Regions from separate parts of the Homo sapiens genome. Here region 2 is linked to region 1. A link is a loop called in an ENCODE intact Hi-C map of the cell type or tissue named here. Cell type or tissue: HCT116. All regions are shown on one strand.

What was found. Hi-C counts contacts between places; a loop is a spot of excess contacts. Peaks named below come from ENCODE experiments on the same cell type or tissue, not always from the same donor. Only the 100,000 strongest peaks of a DNase experiment are listed, where the experiment ranks them.
Region 2: a loop joins it to region 1, with 5 times the contacts of the local background. A loop is called at or near these places in 11 of 110 quality-filtered maps.

What each region holds. Positions count from the first base shown.
Region 1 is chr18:47,771,524-47,774,023 of GRCh38, forward strand. No RefSeq gene overlaps it. Among named protein-coding and RNA genes, the nearest start is that of SMAD2, 160 kb to the right of the region's middle. In HCT116, a CTCF peak has its summit at 1,295 (motif pointing right); a DNase peak (open chromatin) is centred at 1,318; H3K27ac peaks cover 338 bases.
Region 2 is chr18:48,001,877-48,004,376 of GRCh38, forward strand. No RefSeq gene overlaps it. Among named protein-coding and RNA genes, the nearest start is that of SMAD2, 72 kb to the left of the region's middle. RefSeq lists enhancers at 798-1,299, 1,072-2,271, 1,300-1,799. In HCT116, no CTCF peak of the experiment used is centred here; DNase peaks (open chromatin) are centred at 1,295 and 2,045; H3K4me3 peaks cover 800 bases; H3K27ac peaks cover 1,918 bases.

The DNA of each region.
Region 1 (2,500 bases):
CTTGGGTTACCATAGTGAAATGTGATGTTACCATAGTGAAATGTGACAAACGGGGTCTTACCTTTAGATGCCCAGAGCCTAAGAGGGCTACCGACAAGCAAATGGGAAAATACAATGGAGAGTGTCAAATGCAATGAGCATGTGAGTTCCACGTACCAGGGAGGAAGACGGGGGAAGGTTCCCAAACTCAGAGTGGCCATTAGGGATGCTTGCCAGAGGAAGTGGCAACTAAGCTGGGAAGACAAAGGGCTCTGTAATACCATCCTCCCAGCTTCAACCTGACTTACATTCAGTAACATGTCATGGACCCATCACTTGATGGTCAAACCTTCCGTGGCTTCTATTGCATATTCAGCCTCCAACACCCAGTGGGATGCTGAGCCCCATTGCTTTACACTCTGATGTGGGAACTGGGGCCTTCCTTTTTGTTATCCCAAAGCAGCTGCCTTCCAACCTCAGGGAGGATGGTACAGGGAGCACCCCTGTTGAGGAGGCGGCCTCAGCTTCCTGCCCTGCTCTGCCCCAGGCCCAAGGCAGTTGGTCTGGTCCTATGGGTCCACTGCACATGGAGGGTGGAAGGAACTAGAAAGCAGGACTCTCACCCTTCCCCCTGGACTCCACCCACCAGAAGCATGCTGAGCTAAATGCAGGTTCTTGACCCCAGGCAGCCCAAGCGGGGGTGTCAGGGGAGGAGGCAAGGAGGCTGGGGAAGGTGGGAGTGTTTATCTTCAGTGGGACTTCCAGTGGAAAGACTGGATCCAAATCCGTCTAGCTGTGTAGGCTTAGGCAAATCACATCACCTACATGGGCCTCACTGTCCTTATCTGTGAATTGGACTCAGACAGGACCTGCCTCTCCCGATGGAAGTAGGGTGAAGGCGTTGATTTGAGGGAAGCCTTCTGAGATGTACAAAGCTCTGCCTTTATTCTGGCCAGGGTTCCTTAGGTCTTCTACCCCTAGTTAAGGCAAAACTTCCTCCCTCCCAAACCAAGGCCACTCTTGCCACACCCTCTACCCAGACCAGACCAGGGCTAACATGGTTCCTGACTCTCAACTCCCATGCAGCCTCCTGAGGGGGCTCAGAAGCCAAGTGCAGAGTGAACGAGGAGAAGGAATGTGACCTGCCAGGGTTTCCCTTCCATATTTGGACCAGAACCATTCTCCATCTCTTGGGAGGGAAGGCAGCTGCACCCAGATTCCAAAAACTCCTCCCAGAGCCTTTCCTAGGGCTTGTCCAGACAGGAAGTCGGCCCAGGGGTTTTCCAATTGCCCAAAGGTGCTATGCACCCCACCACCAGAAGGCGGCGCCCAGGAATCAGCCACTGCCTGTGTCTCCACTCCGTGGCTCCTAACAAAGCTCTTAACTCCTAAGTGCAGAGGCTGAAGCAGGAAGGACCTCGAGGGAGATCATCCACGCCAGCCTCCTTAAAGTTTTGAAAGTCACAGGCTCCTTTGAGAAACCGATGAAAACTACTGACCCTCTCCCTGGAAGAATGCCTCGGCACAGCCGCTCACTATGGTCACACAGATTCAGAACACCCTTGGACCCCCCAGACACACCGCCCAAGGATGCCCTAGGATTTCTTGTAATCCCGCCCAGGAAGCTTGCCCCATCAGCTACCCCCTCAAGGCCTAGAGGCTAAATCAGGCCCAGCACCTCTGCTCCCTGTGGTCAGCCCACGCCTGTGTTTATCCTGGTGATACCAGTCAACGGCTTCAGCAAAGGAGGCTGAAAGAAAGCCAAGGTCATCTTGTTCGAAGACAGGGGTTTATAAAAGTTGGTGGGAGTGGGTACTTCGCGACTTGGAGGATTATGAACTGACTGATTGTCTAGGAGCCTCAAACCTGGAATTAAAAAAAAAAAAATCATGCCGGGGGCAGTGGCTCATGCCTGTAATCCCATCACTTTGGTTAGGCCAAGGCAGGAGGATCACTTAAGGTCAGGAGTTCGAAACCAGCCTGGCCAACCACATCTCTACTAAAAATACAAACATTAGATAGGCATGGTGGCGTGTGCTTGTACTTCCAGCACCTCGGGAGGCTGAGGCAGGAGAATTGCTTGAACCCAGGAGGCAGAGGCTGCAATGAGCCAAGATTGCACCACTGCACTCCAGCCTGGGCGACAGGGTGAGACCCTGTCATTAAAAAAAAAAAAAAAAAAAAAAATCAATAACTAATGCTCTTTTACCCAAAAGGAATCAGGGAGAGAGGGTGGCATTGGAGAGGGAGGGAGCAGGGGGAGGCAGGACTTAGGACGCAGGAGAGACTGCCCCCTTCTCTGCGCCCTGTGGGCTGCTCTGAAGGTCTCGGGGAGCCCATGCACTTTGCACAACAGGTCACAAGGCATTGATTTCTGGGGTAGCGGAATTACCCCTAACAAGACTGTAAACTAACAGTCCAGGAGAAGAAATAAAAGGGCACAAATGAAATGCTGAGAGAATCATGGACTGACAGAAGTGAAGGAGGACCAGTAGAAACAGAGGTCTCAGTCACCTTGCCC
Region 2 (2,500 bases), 230 kb after region 1:
TCGAGACCAGCCCTGGCCAACATGGCGAAACCCCATCTCTACTAAAAATACAAAAATTAGCCAGGTGTGGTGATGCGCGCCTGTAGTCCAAGCTACTCAGGAGGCTAAGGCAGGAGAATCGCTTAAACCTGGGAGGCAGAGGTTGCAGACAGCTGAGATTGTGCCACTGCACTCCAGCTTGGGCGACAGAGCAAAGAAAAAACAAACAAACAAACAAACAAAACCACTAGAACACTAGCGGTCAGTGACCTCTGGGGCGGGGGGCCTTGGCCAGTGAAGTACTGTGTGTAAACCTTGATTTTTGTGGTTAGCTGTGTCACTTTGAATAGCCATAGCCATTTACACTCTCTCAACCTCAATTGCATTATTTATTATAACAGAGATAATAATTACTTGAAGTGTTCAAAGTACCAATGGGGTAGACAGATGATGCCCTAAAATCTACGTTGCTGTTCTTTAATATCAGTCACACTTGGAGTCCTTGAGTGTGGGCCTCCAGCACTTCCGAGATGGCTCCCTGCCTTTAGTTGCCGCTTACTGACTTGGGGGCAAAGGTAGAGGTAGGGGGCTATGAACATTCTCCTCTAGCCTGCTCTCGTTACTCAGCAGCAGTGATAACTACCCTTTTCTGAGCACGTCCCACATTCCAGACACTACGCACTGGCTCACTGTAGCCCTATGAAGAAAACACTATTGGTGTGATTCCCATTTTGCAAGGAAACTGAGGCACACAGAGGGAAAGTAACTTGCCCAAGGTGTCTTTCCATTACCAAGTGTCCAATTCAAGATTTGAACTCAATACTAGTGATTTGTTACACAGATGCACAGGCCATGTGTGTGGTGTGTGTGCATGTGTGTGTGTGTGTGTGTCTGGTGTGTGGGGAGGGAAACACTGGCTGTTTGAGATCCCTGAGCTGAGGAAGGTGAGCACAGAGTGAGCAGCAGTTGAAGGTGCCCCACGCTGCCCAGTTTGGGGATTCCAAGCAGGAGGGCCCGGGAGTAGCTGTCCCACTGACTTGAATGCACTTCAAGCCCTCTCTTGTTTCCCTAGGGCCGAGCTCTCTTAGCCTCCCAGCCCCAGTTTCAGGCCTCCTGGGTGGCATCCTCAGCTCACCTGCTGACTCCTTCTCTTCATCTAGGCCACTTCACTCCCTCTGGCCCCTGCTCAGTGCCTGGGCCTCGGCCTGGTGGCCTCTGGCCTGGCCAGGGGCATGCGGATGGCAGTGGCATTCCAGCAAGGGTGAGATCACCACCCATCGCCCTGGAGAACAGGCTGCCAGGGGAGGTGTCTGCGTCACTTGTGGCCTTGTTGGCAGATCATAAAAGCTGGAAATGCCTGATGAGGTAATTGTGCCCCAGGGCCCTGGGGGCCAGACCCTGCGGGCTCCCTCCATGGCTGCCACTTCCCATCACCTCCCTCTGGAGAGGCAGAGTGAGCAGGCTGCTTTTCTCTTCTTTTGCTTCACTGTGGGCCCCCTTCTGGCCCCTGGGAGGAGAGGGCAGAACCTCCATCTTCATGCCAGGGAGCCCCAGCTCCCCAAGTCTTTGCCAACAACTCTGAGACCCTGCCCTGTGGGGCCCTCCTCCAGGAGGGTCCAAGTAGCTGTTCCGTTGATACAGAGGGGTGTGGAAGAGTAGGGAAGGGGAAGCAATAAATAAAATAATGCTGATGTAAGAGGCTTGGTTTGAGCCAAGCTGCCTGGGAGAGACCCAGAGTCTAGAGCTAGTGTTGCTCACTGGCAGGGCTTGTCCATGCCTTTTCTGACTCTCAGTTTCCTCATCTGTGAAATGGGTGTGTTGGCCTAGAAACGAGGATCTTAATCTGCTGGGAGTGCAGATCCCTCTGAGGCTAGAGGCAAAACCGTGAGAACATGAATTCTAGAGCAGAAGGCTGACGCCTTTCCTTGGATGCTACCGTCAGGTCCCCAGTGAAGTTGGGTCTTTAAAATCCTGCCCCACCTAACAATCTCTGTTGCTTGAAGGTCACCAGGAAATGACACAGAAGCCTTTGGAGTGGTGCCCAAATGCTCACGTAGGCCTGCACCCTGCAGCTCTGAGGGCCCAGCCCCTAGGAAAGGGAGGGCAGTAGTTCCATGTGCTTCTCAGAAGAGCTGGTGCCAACAGGGTCCCTTTGAAGTTCCTGCTTAGGTCCTGGGCCCCAAAAGGAATGGCACAAAAAGACAGCCCGTCCCCGTCCTCCTTATAGCCTCATGGTGCCTGGTGCCATAAGATGGAGTGACGCAAATGTTCAGGCTGGGGAGGAAGTGTTGGGTCCAGTGTCTGAGGTCAGCCACATCACAGAGGTTCTTGCTCTGCTCAGGCTCTGGAAAGAATTTCTGCCCTGCAGCTGCAGTCAGCCCAGCTGGAGCTGAAAGAGTGGAAACTGCAGTAACAAAGCAATTAAAAAGCTGCAAAAGATCATCAGCTTGCTGACCACATTTCAAAGAATGCGAGAAAGCAGGTGATCATATTCCCAAGCCTCCAGCTTCTGTGAGAACCC